Regions from separate parts of the Homo sapiens genome. Here region 1 is linked to region 2. A link is an interaction called in ENCODE POLR2A ChIA-PET data of the cell type or tissue named here. Cell type or tissue: MCF 10A. All regions are shown on one strand. Links, peaks and the distances in the headings refer to the core of each region. The heading gives the core; the rest is flanking DNA. Region 1 overlaps CDC25C (cell division cycle 25C). Region 2 overlaps KDM3B (lysine demethylase 3B).

Region 1 (5,379 bases), core at 222-5,221, 89 kb after region 2:
ATGGAAGCATCTCCTCATGTGTACTACTGCAGTATTTCCCCACTCCTATATTACCAATTTTCCCTTCTACTAGAATAAGAGTTCTCAAATTTTTTGGTCTTAGAACTCCTTTGTAATCTTAAAAATTACTTACAACCCCTTGCCTTACACCTGAGCTTAGAGAAAAGCATTCAGCTTTTTATACATTGAGTATGATGTTAGCTATACATTTCTTGAGAAGCCCATCATCAGGTTGAGGAAGTTCCCTTCTATTTCCTAGTTTGCCAGGAGATTTTAGCAGGAACAGGTTTTTTGTTTTTGTTTTTGTTTTTAAAGAGACATGGTCTCACTCTCTTGCCCAGGCTGGAGTGCGTGGCACAATCACAGCTCACTGCATCCTCAAACTCCTGGGCTCAAGAGATCCTCTTGCCTATGCCTCCCCAAGTAGCTGGGACTACAGGCAAACACAGTCACCCCTGGCTAGTTCTTTTTTTTTTTTTTCCCCTATAGAGATGGGGATCTCACCATTTTGTCCAGGCTGGTCTTGAACTCCTGGGCTCAGGCAACCCCTCTGCCTCAGCCTCCCAAAGTGCTGGGATTACAGGCATAAGTTACCCTACCCAGCCCTTTTCTCTGTATCTATTGAGATAATCAAGTGAGTTTTTTTTTTAATCTGTTAATATGATGAATTACTTTTTTTTTTTGAGATGGAGTTTCGCTCTTGTTGCTCAGGCTGGAGTGCAATGGTGCAATCTCAGCTCACCACAACCTCCGCCTCCTGGGTTCAAGCGATTCTCCTGCCTCAGCCTCCCGAGTAGCTGGGATTACAGGCATGTGCCACCACGCCTTGCTAATTTTGTATTTTTAGTAGAGACGGGGTTTCTCTATGTTGGTTAGTCTGGTCTCAAACTCCCGACCTTAGGTGATCCACCTGCCTTGGCCTCCCAAAGTGCTGGGATTACAGGTATGAGCCACTGTGCCTGGCCTACGTTTTTGAATGTTAAACAACCTTGCAATCCTGTGATAACCTCACTTGGTTGTGACATATGATCCTTCTTATATGTTGTTGGATTTCATTGCTAACATTTTGTTGATAATTTTTACATCGGCCGAGCACGGTGGCTCATGCCTGTAATCCCAGCACTTTGGGAGGCTGAGGCAGGTGGATCACTCGAGGTCAGGAGATCGAGACCAGCCTGGCCAACATGGTGGAACCCCCGTCTCTACAAAAAAATACAAAAACTAGCCGGGCATGGTGGCACACACCTGTAGTACCAGCTACTCGAGAGGCTGAGGCAGGAGAATCGCTTGAATCAGGGAGGCAGAGGTTGCAGTGAGCTGAGATCGTGCCACTGCAGTCCATCCTGGGAGACAGAGCGAGACTCTGTCTCAATAAAAAGGCCGGGCACAGTGACTCACACCTGTAATTCCCAGCACTTTGGGAGGCCAAGGCAGGTGGATCACCTGAGGTCAGGAGCTCGAGGCCAGCTTGGCCTACATGGTGAGACCCCATCTGTACTAAAAATACAAAAATTAGCCAGGTGCAGTGGCACACACCTGTAATTCCAGCTACTTGGGATACTGAGGCAGGAGAAACGCTTGAACCCAGGAGGCAGAGGTTGCAGTGAGCTGAGATAGCACCACTGCACTCCAGCCTGGGTGACAGAGCGAGACTCCATCTGAAAAAAAAAAAAAAAATTTTTTTTTTTTTTTGTGTACCTCTATGTTCATGAGAGATATTGATCTTCAGTGTTTTAGCTTTTCATGTTAATGTTTTGGTATTGGTATCAGTGTAATGCTAGCATCATGAAATGATTTGCAAATAATTCCCTCTTTTTTTTTCAATTTTCTGGAAGAGTTTATATAGAATTGGTTTTATTTCTCTTTTAGATGTTTGGCACGATTCACCGGTGAAGCCACCTGGGCCTAGAGTTTTCTTTGTGGGAATGTTTTTAACAAATTCAACTTACTTTACAGATAGGAACTACTCAGTTTAACTGTTTCTTTTTGAGTGAGTTTGGTAGTTTGTGTCTTTGAAGGAATTTGTCCATTTTAATTAGGTTGTCAAATATAGTGGCATAAAGTTGTTAAAAATACTTCCTTATTAGCGTTTTAGTGTCTGTAGAATCCATAGTGATGTCTCTCATTCCTGATATTGGTTATATGTGTCCTCTGTCTTATTCCTGATAAGTCTGGGTAGAGATTTATCAATATTGATCTTTTTAAAAAATCATCTTTTGGTTTTATTGACTTTCTCCATTGTTTTTCTGTTTTCTATTCCATTGATTTTGCACTCTAATCTTTGGATACTTTGAGTTCAATTTGATCTTCATGTTTAGTTAAGGTTGAAGCTAAGGTCATTGATTTGAGACCTTTTTAAATAAGGGTATTTAGTACTTTAGCTGCATCTCACAAATTTTGATATGTTGCATTTTCAGTTTTATTCAGTTCAAAATACTTTCCAATTTCCTTTTTTGGTTTCTTTTTTGATGTAGGGGTTACTTAGAAGCTTGTTATTTAATTATTTGCAAATATTTGAGGACTTTTTGAGGACCTCATATTTGAGGACCTTTCTGTTATTGAATTCTAATTTAATTCGATTGTCAAGAATATATTTTATATGACTTAAATCCTTTTAGGTGCATTAAGATTGGTTTTTATGGTCCAGAGTATGACTCAGAACATCTTGGTAAATGTTTAGTGCAACTTAGAAAATGTATAGTCTCTATTCTTGAGTAGAATATTCTATGTATGTCAAGTAGGTCCAGTTTATTTATATTGTTGAACACATCTATATGCTTATTAGTTTTCTGTCTATTAATCTATCAATTTTTTTTTTTTGAGACAGAGTCTCACTCTGTTGCCCAGAATGGACTGCAGTAGCACAATCACGGCTCACTGCAGCCTCAACCTCCTGAACACAAACAATCCTCCTGCCTCAGCCTCCCAAGTAGCTGGGACTACAGGCATGCACCACTGTACCCAGCTAATTTTTGTATTTTTGTAGAGACAGCGTTTTACCATGTTGCCCAGGCTGGTCTTAGACTCCTGAGCTCAAGCAACCCACCCGTCTTAGCCTCACAACGTGCAGAGATGAGTAATCATATGGTTTTTGTCATTTATTTTATTGATCTGGTGGGATACGGTGGCTGATTTTCAGATGTTATATCAACCTTGCATTTCTGGGATACATCCTACCTGGTCATGGTTTCAGTCTTTTGTTTTGTTTTGTTAATTGGAGTTGGGGCGGTGCCTCACTATGTCGCCTTGAACTCCTGTGTGCTCCAGCAATCCTTCCACCTCCGCCTCCTGAGAAGCTAAGACTACCGGTGCACACCACTACACCTGGCTAGTTTCAGTAGTTTTTGTCTTGTTAGGAATTAGTCCATTTCATCTAAGTGGTCTCATTTGTTGGCACACAGTTATTCACTAATATTTCTTCATGATCCTTTTTATTTCTGTAAGGTTGGTAGTAATGTCCCACTTTCCATTCCTGATTTTGATAACTTGAGACTTTTTTTTAATTGTTCAGGCTAAAAGTTTGTCGATTTTTGCTGATCTTTTCAAAGAACCAACTTTTGGTTCTGTTGTTTTTCTATTCTCTTAAGTTCTGCTCTAATCTTTTTTATTTCCTTCCTTCTGCTTGCTTTGGATTTAGTTTCCTCTTAGGTGGGAGTTTAGGTAATTGATTTGAGATCTTCTTTTTTATTTTAGGCATTTATAGCTTTAAATTTTTTTCTAAGCATTACTTTAGCTGTATCCCATAAGCTTTGGTATGTTGTATCTTAGTTTTCATTCATCTCAAAGTATTTTCTGATTTTCCTATGATTTCTTCATTGACCCATTGGTTATTAACAAGTGTGTTATTTAATTTTCTTTTTCTTTTCTTTCTTTTTTTTTTTTTTTTTGAGACGGAGTCTTGCTCTGTCCCCCAGGCTGGAGGGCAGTGGTGTGATCTTGGCTCACTGCAACCTCTGCCCCCTGGGTTCAAGCAATTCTCCTGCCTCAGCCTCCCAAGTAGTTGAGATTACAGGCGTACCCTACCACGCCTGGCTAATTTTTGTATTTTTAGTAGAGATGGGGCTTCACTCTGTTGGCCAGGCTGGTCTCGAACTCCTGACCTTAAGTGGTCCTCCCGCCTCAGCCTCCCAGAGTGCTGGAATTACAGGCATGAGCCACTGTGCCTGGCCTTTTTTTTTTTTTTTTTTTTCCAGACAGAGTCTCCCTCTGTAACCTAGGCTGGAGTGCAGTGGTGCGATCTTGGCTCACTGCAACCTGTGCCTCCCAGGTTCAGGCAATTCTCCTGCCTCAGCCTCCCGAGTAGCTGGGACTACAGGCACCCGCCACCACACCCAGCTAATTTTTGTATTTTTAGTAGAGATGGGGTTTCACCATGATGGCCAGGCTGGTCTGGAACTCCTAACCCCAGGTGATCCGCCCGCCTCAGCCTCCCAAAGTGCTGGGATTACAGGTGTGAGCCACCACACCTGGCCTATTTAATTTTCATAAATTTGCTAATTTTCCAGATTTTTTCTGTTAACTGATTTCTAATTTTATTCCATTGTGGTCAGAGAACATATTTTGTGTGATTTCAATCCTTTTAAATTTATTGAGGCTTATTTTATTTTATTTTATTTTTATTTTATTTTATTTTTGAGATGGAGTCTCACTCTGTCACCAGGCTGGAGTGCAGTGGCACGACCTAAGCTCACTGCAACTTCCGCCTCCCAGGTTCAAGCGATTCTCCTGCCTCAGCCTCCTGAATAGCTGGGACTACAGGCATGTGCCACCACCCCCAGCTAATTTTTGTATTTTTAGTAGAGACAGGATTTCACCATGTTGGCCAGGATGGTCTCGATCTCTTGACCTTGTGATCTGCCCGCCTCAGCCTCCCAAAGTGCTAGGATTACAGGTTTGAGCCACTGCGCCTGGCGAGGCTTATTTTATGTTCAGGCATATTGTCTATTGTGAGAATGTGCCATGTGTACTGGAGAAGAATGTGTATTCTACGGTTGTTGGGTAGAGTGTTCTCTAGGTGTCTGTTAGGTCTGGTTGGTTTATAGTATTGTTTAAATTAGTTTTTGAGGTTTCTAAAAATGGTATCACTGGGTGTGGTGGCTCACATCTGTAATCCCAGCACTTTGGGAGGCTAAGGCAAGAGGACATTTGAGCCCCAGGAGTTCACAACCAGCCTGGGCAACAAAGAGAGACCTTGTCTCTACGAAAAAAAAAAAAAAAAATGCAAGGTGTGGTGGCTCAAGCCTGTAGTTCCAGCTACTTGGGAGGCTGAGGTGGAAGGATCACTTGAGCCTGGGATGTCGAGATTGCAGTGAGCTGTGATCATGCCACTGCACTCCAGCCTGGATGAGAGAGTGAGACCCTGTCTCAAGAAAAAAAAAA
Region 2 (5,379 bases), core at 241-5,240:
TCTTAGCCTGCAGCTGCTCCTCAGAGTCACTCAAATCTGACAGGTCACTGTTGGTGCTGGAGTCCGAGTCTTGTCTGCAAGCCAAGCTTCGTTCATCCAGTGAGAACCTTTTCACAGCTTCAAAAGGAGCTTTGTTCTCCTGTGAAAAATCTGCCGGGGAGGACAGAAAGCCGCCTGAGTGCCTGCCAAAGACGTTACTAAAGGTTTTGAGGAGGGGATTGTCCTGCTGCCCAGGCCCCACAGTTGGCCTCTCCTCTGTGGGGCTAGAGGAGAGAGTTGGCATCTCAATGGGCTGAGTGAGGCTGCTGGTGGGCGAGCTGGAGCGGCCATTCCCCATGGCAGAGAGGCTTGGGCCCCCACTGGTAAGAGCTGAGCCCAGAACACCAGATACTAGCTTGGAGGAGTCAGTTGTAATGAAGAGGGGTTTCTTCTTTGCTAAAGATGCCGAATCTGCAGAGGAGTGAGACTCGGGCCAGCTGGGTGCCACCTTGGAGGTGACAGTGGTAGCAGAAGAGGAGCTACCTGATGCCTGAGATGCAAAACTACTGAAAGGGCTGTGTTCAACTTTCTCCACAAATGCCAGGAAAGGATTAGAAGGCTCTTCTCGGGACAATTTGGGGGGCTGTAAAAATAGATTTTCATGATTCTCTGGGGTACGGGCATTTAGGAGGCTCCGTGGGAAGGCTGGAGTGAGGGTGGGCATGGACTCTGCAGGCACTTTCCGGTCCACAGAGCTGCCAGCCTTAGAGCCTGGCTTAGTGTCTGTTCCAAGAACGGATCTGCCTTTACACAGGCCTGAGCTCAGGCTCTCAAGGCTTTGTTTGAATGAGTCCCGACTAGAAGAATCATCAGCCAAACTCTCTGAAACAGTAGTGAAGTAGTTACTGGTAGGTAAAGTTTGGGACATGCATTGAAAAAACAAGTTTTTGGAGAGATCAGTGTCTTTCTGTGCCTCTTGTGCAGAGCTACAGCCAAAAGAGAAGCCCAAAGGTTTGTTCTCTGTGGCTAGAACACCATTGGACTGGCTCCTTCCACTTCCAAAAGTCAAAGGTTGCGATGAACTAGGGAGAGGTGCTCCAAATCCAGAAGAGGCCAGAATAGAATTTCTTGAATTCTGAAAGGAAGATAGCCTGAATTAGTGATGCTGGCTTCTCATGACAATCTAATGATCTCTTTCTTGGACCTCACTATCACCAGATCAACATTTCTTGGGGGTCCATCAACTTTTCTCTTTTACAATTCCATGGATCTGCTCTTGTAACTGGAGTTCACCAGCAGTGGGGAAGAAATCTGCCACAGACTACACTGAGGGCATCTTTAGCAAGGTGAACCAGAGATAGCAGGATGTCATTCATCCTGCAATTCCCTTGGTTGTTATCCAATTGGTCGTCACAGTGCTAGAAGGCCTTGTAGGCTTTTTGGTATCTATTTGGAAGTGAAGAGCTCCTCTAAGGAACTGGAGAAAAGGGTTCCTGAATAGACATCAGCTTTTACAGTGACCCCTGTAATATTAATATATCTCAATGACCTTGGGAGCTATTGTTAAAGTTTTGATTTATTTAGGCTACTGTAAAATTGCCCATTTTACAAAAAGTGGCTTTAATCCTAGGACAAGCCTACTGCACGTTAAAGAAAAGTGTTTTCCTTATTAATCTGAAAGTCCACAACATGGACCCTTTTGGATTTCGGCATCTATTTATGGGTTCAAGTCAACCTACAAGTTGAATATCTACTTCAATTAACGTTAGACGTAAAGATGCTAAATTAAAGAAAGCAAGCTATTTACCAAGACCTTTGTTATAATTAGAATCTAATAAGAATCCAAAGAGGATAAATGTATATACTGACAATATCCCAAAAAAAGCCTTCAGCATAACTGAAGAATGAAATAACAGAACACTCCCCTTTCCTTCTTTTACCTTCAAAATGTTAACTTCTGCTTGTGAATGACTGTATAAAGAAGAATGGGGCCTGGCGCGGTGGCTCATGCCTGTAATCCCAGTACTTTGGGAGGCTGACATGGGCGGATCACGAGGTCTGGAGGTCAAGACCATCCTGGCCAACACGGTGAAACCCTGTCTCTACTAAAAATACAAAAAATGAGCCGGGCATGGTGGCACGTGCCTGTAGTCCCAGCTACTCGGAAGGCTGAGGCAGGAGAATTGCTTGAACCCAGGAGGCGGAGGTTGCAGTGAGCCCAGATCGTGCCACTGCACTCCAGCCTGGCAACAGAGCAAGATTCCCTCACAAAAACAAAAAAAAGGAAGGACTTTCCTATATATTAATGTACCCAGATACAGACAAGAGAAAGGGACACACACACACACACACACACACACACACAGAGAGAGAGAGAGAGAGAGAAGAGACCCATAGGTAGGTATGAGCCCAAACTTATATTTATTAATTTAATAAAACCCAGATCCTAGTACTTGACTTGCTAACCATAGATTACTTTCAAGTAGTAGAGGATGATATACCTTAATATTCACTCTAAAACACTGGAAATAAAAATTATTCCATCACCACTTAATGGATATGGAGTTTTCCTTTTGGGGTGATGAAATTTCTGGATCTAGATAGTCTTCATAGTTTCGCAACACTGTAAATGTACTAAATGCCACAGAATTGTACATTTTAAAGTCGTAAGTTTTACATTATGTGTATTTTACTACAATTAAAAAAAAAGTGATTCCCGATAAACAAAAGGGCTATTCTCTTATAAAGAGGGGAGAGAGTTTTAATTAAACTATTCTTTAAATACACAAGAGGAGTTAACATTCAGGATTTCCTTGAGGAGTAGCATAGAGACGTACGAATCAAGCAGGCCACCTAGGCTTGCCTCTGTCTCTGCTACAGAGACTACTTCAGGGTATTTTAGAGTTAAAAAATAAAACTCCTTTTCTTTTTTCTTTTATCTTCCTACTAACCAGTAAGTATTGACTTCAACTTACTCCCTACAATAGAGAAAAAGAACAGACACAGCCCTGAGGTGCTGCTGTTGCTTCACAGGCAGGATTTGGCCAGGAGCCTTGATACCTGCATGACTGCAAGGAACTAGCATGGGTAGCTCATGTTTCACTCCTAAAGTTACCCTTTAAAAATAAATACACACATGAATGAAAAATAATTTGGATAGTCTTTCATTTTCCTTCAAATGATTAAATTCCAAATCCTTTTCTTATAAAAAGGTGATGAGAAACTCATGTCAAGCCAGTTTTTAGGGCAAGAAGTTTCCTGTTGGCTCTGTCTTTATTTTAGATCAGCCATTGTAATGAAAACATTCATTTCTACACATTTATTTATTTATTTTTTGAGACGGAGTCTCGCTCTGTCACCCAAGCTGGAGTGCAGTGGCGCAATCTTGGCTCACTGCAATCTCCGCCTCCCAGGTTCAAGTGATTCTCCTGCCTCAGCCTCCTGGGTAGCTAGGATTACAGACACATGCCACCAAGCCCAGCCTTTTTTTTTTTTTTTTTTTTTTTAAAGACGGAGTCTCGCTCTGTTGCCCAGGCTGGAGTGCAGTGGCACAATCTTGGCTCTCTTGGCTCACTGCAAGCTCTGCCTCCCGGGTTCACGCCATTCTCCTGCCTCAGCCTCCCGAGTAGCTGAGACTACAGGCGCTTGCCACCACGCCCAGCTAATTTTTTGTATTTTTAGTAGAGACGGGGTTTCACCGTGTTAGCCAGGATGGTCTCGATCTCCTGACCTCGTGATCCGCCCGCCTCGGCCTCCCAAAGTGCTAGGATTACAGGCATGAGCTGTACTATGCCTGGCTCATTTCTATACTTTTAAATCATATCCTAGAAGAAGAACCAAACAGAAACACAGCAACATGACTGTCATAGTCACAGAAATTCCCTCAACCTGTTTAAAAGAAAATACTCTTTCAATCTGAATTTCATATATTCAGCTTTGCTACTCTAAGAGTAGCAGCATTCAATGGATCTCTTTTATAGCATGTAAAACCTGGTCTATTTTGTAAGCTCCATTTACATTCACACTGCCTTTGACATGGAGTTGTTTTTGTTTTGTTTTGTTTTTTTGAGACATAGTCTTGCTCTGTCGCCCAGGCTGGAGTGCAGTGGCACAATCTCGGCTCACTGCAAGCTCCACCTCCCAGGTTCACGCCATCCTCCTGCCTCAGCCTCCCGAGTAGCTGGGACTACAGGTGCACGCCGCCACGCCCGGCTAATTTTTTGTATTTTTAGTAGAGATGGGGTTTCACCGTGTTAGCCAGGATGGTCTTGATCTCCTGACCTTGTGATCCGCCCGCCTTGGCCTCCCAAAGTGCTGGGATTACAGGTGTGAGCTACTGTGCCTGGCCAACATGGAGTTGTTTTTAAATAATTCAGACACTATGATGATTTACACTGGAAATCCATATAAGATCCTCACCTGGTTATCTTGGGAATGCTGGTCAACCAACAGGACAAACCATCAACAGTGTGAAATTTGCATTTACAGGCCTTCTCCTCGTCTGTGTGGACATTTCCTCTCCCTCCCTATCCCTGCACACTAGGGATTAACAATCTGCACTTGTTGGGGAGGGAAAGAAGTCACGTTTGTCATGTTTTGTCTGGCATTGTTTTTTCTGAAATGATTCCGTTTTAGGATGTGAGCTCCTTCAAATAGGAGTTTCAATTCCTTATATATAATATACAGTACTCAGCACACAGTAGTTTCCTATATATAATTTTTAAAAATCATTAAGCATTTCATCTCTGTATTTCATATTTTAGCTTGAGTTAATAGCTGTTTGGGGAAAAAAAAGATGACTAGCACCATAAATCATATTTTGGTGACCAAAATTAGTCAAAAAGAATATATTATACTGATTTTGATATTTTGGATTAGGGAGACAACTTGATGTTAACTTACATTTAACAGAGGTTCCATTTTAGCAACAATATATGCATATCAGATAAAGAACAAAGGAAATCAGATACTGTTGTGATGAAATCCATCAAATTTTCAGGTAAGGCTTAAAAAGGTGAAGATAGGGAGAAAAAACCTTCCATGGCCATATCAAATGATGGAAATTAACTCAGCCTCAAGGGAAAATATCATAGAAAATGATGAATTGAAAACAGGGTAATGGTAGCTTGCACACATAGCCTTAATTATAGTATTCACTATTACCAATACTGTAATTCATTAACCTCACCTCTTATAGGCCTAGCAGAGGCTTGATCACTACGTGAACTAAATAGATAATAGAATTTAAAACATTCCCCACCAGATCTACTTTAACATGTCTTTAAATTAGGTTGTATCATCAGTTTTTGATTCACCCAACTGTTCTGGTGCCTTTTAAGAGCTGATAAAGTTATTAAACTATACACATTTGCCCAGTGAGCAGTAAAGGCCTTCCACAGA

The links. Peaks named below come from ENCODE experiments on the same cell type or tissue, not always from the same donor. Only the 100,000 strongest peaks of a DNase experiment are listed, where the experiment ranks them.
Region 1: POLR2A ChIA-PET joins it to region 2 with 6 read pairs; 6 of 35 experiments call an interaction of 5 or more read pairs at or near these places.

The regions. Positions count from the first base shown.
Region 1 is chr5:138,298,004-138,303,382 of GRCh38, reverse strand. All of the region lies in intron 7 of CDC25C (cell division cycle 25C), which reads left to right. Among named protein-coding and RNA genes, the nearest start is that of GFRA3, 26 kb to the right of the region's middle. In MCF 10A, for the core only: no CTCF peak of the experiment used is centred there; no DNase peak of the experiment used is centred there.
Region 2 is chr5:138,386,748-138,392,126 of GRCh38, reverse strand. It overlaps KDM3B (lysine demethylase 3B), which reads right to left. Exons shown (of 24, transcript NM_016604.4): 8 at 1-1,114. Among named protein-coding and RNA genes, the nearest start is that of KDM3B, 37 kb to the right of the region's middle. In MCF 10A, for the core only: no CTCF peak of the experiment used is centred there; a DNase peak (open chromatin) is centred at 3,026.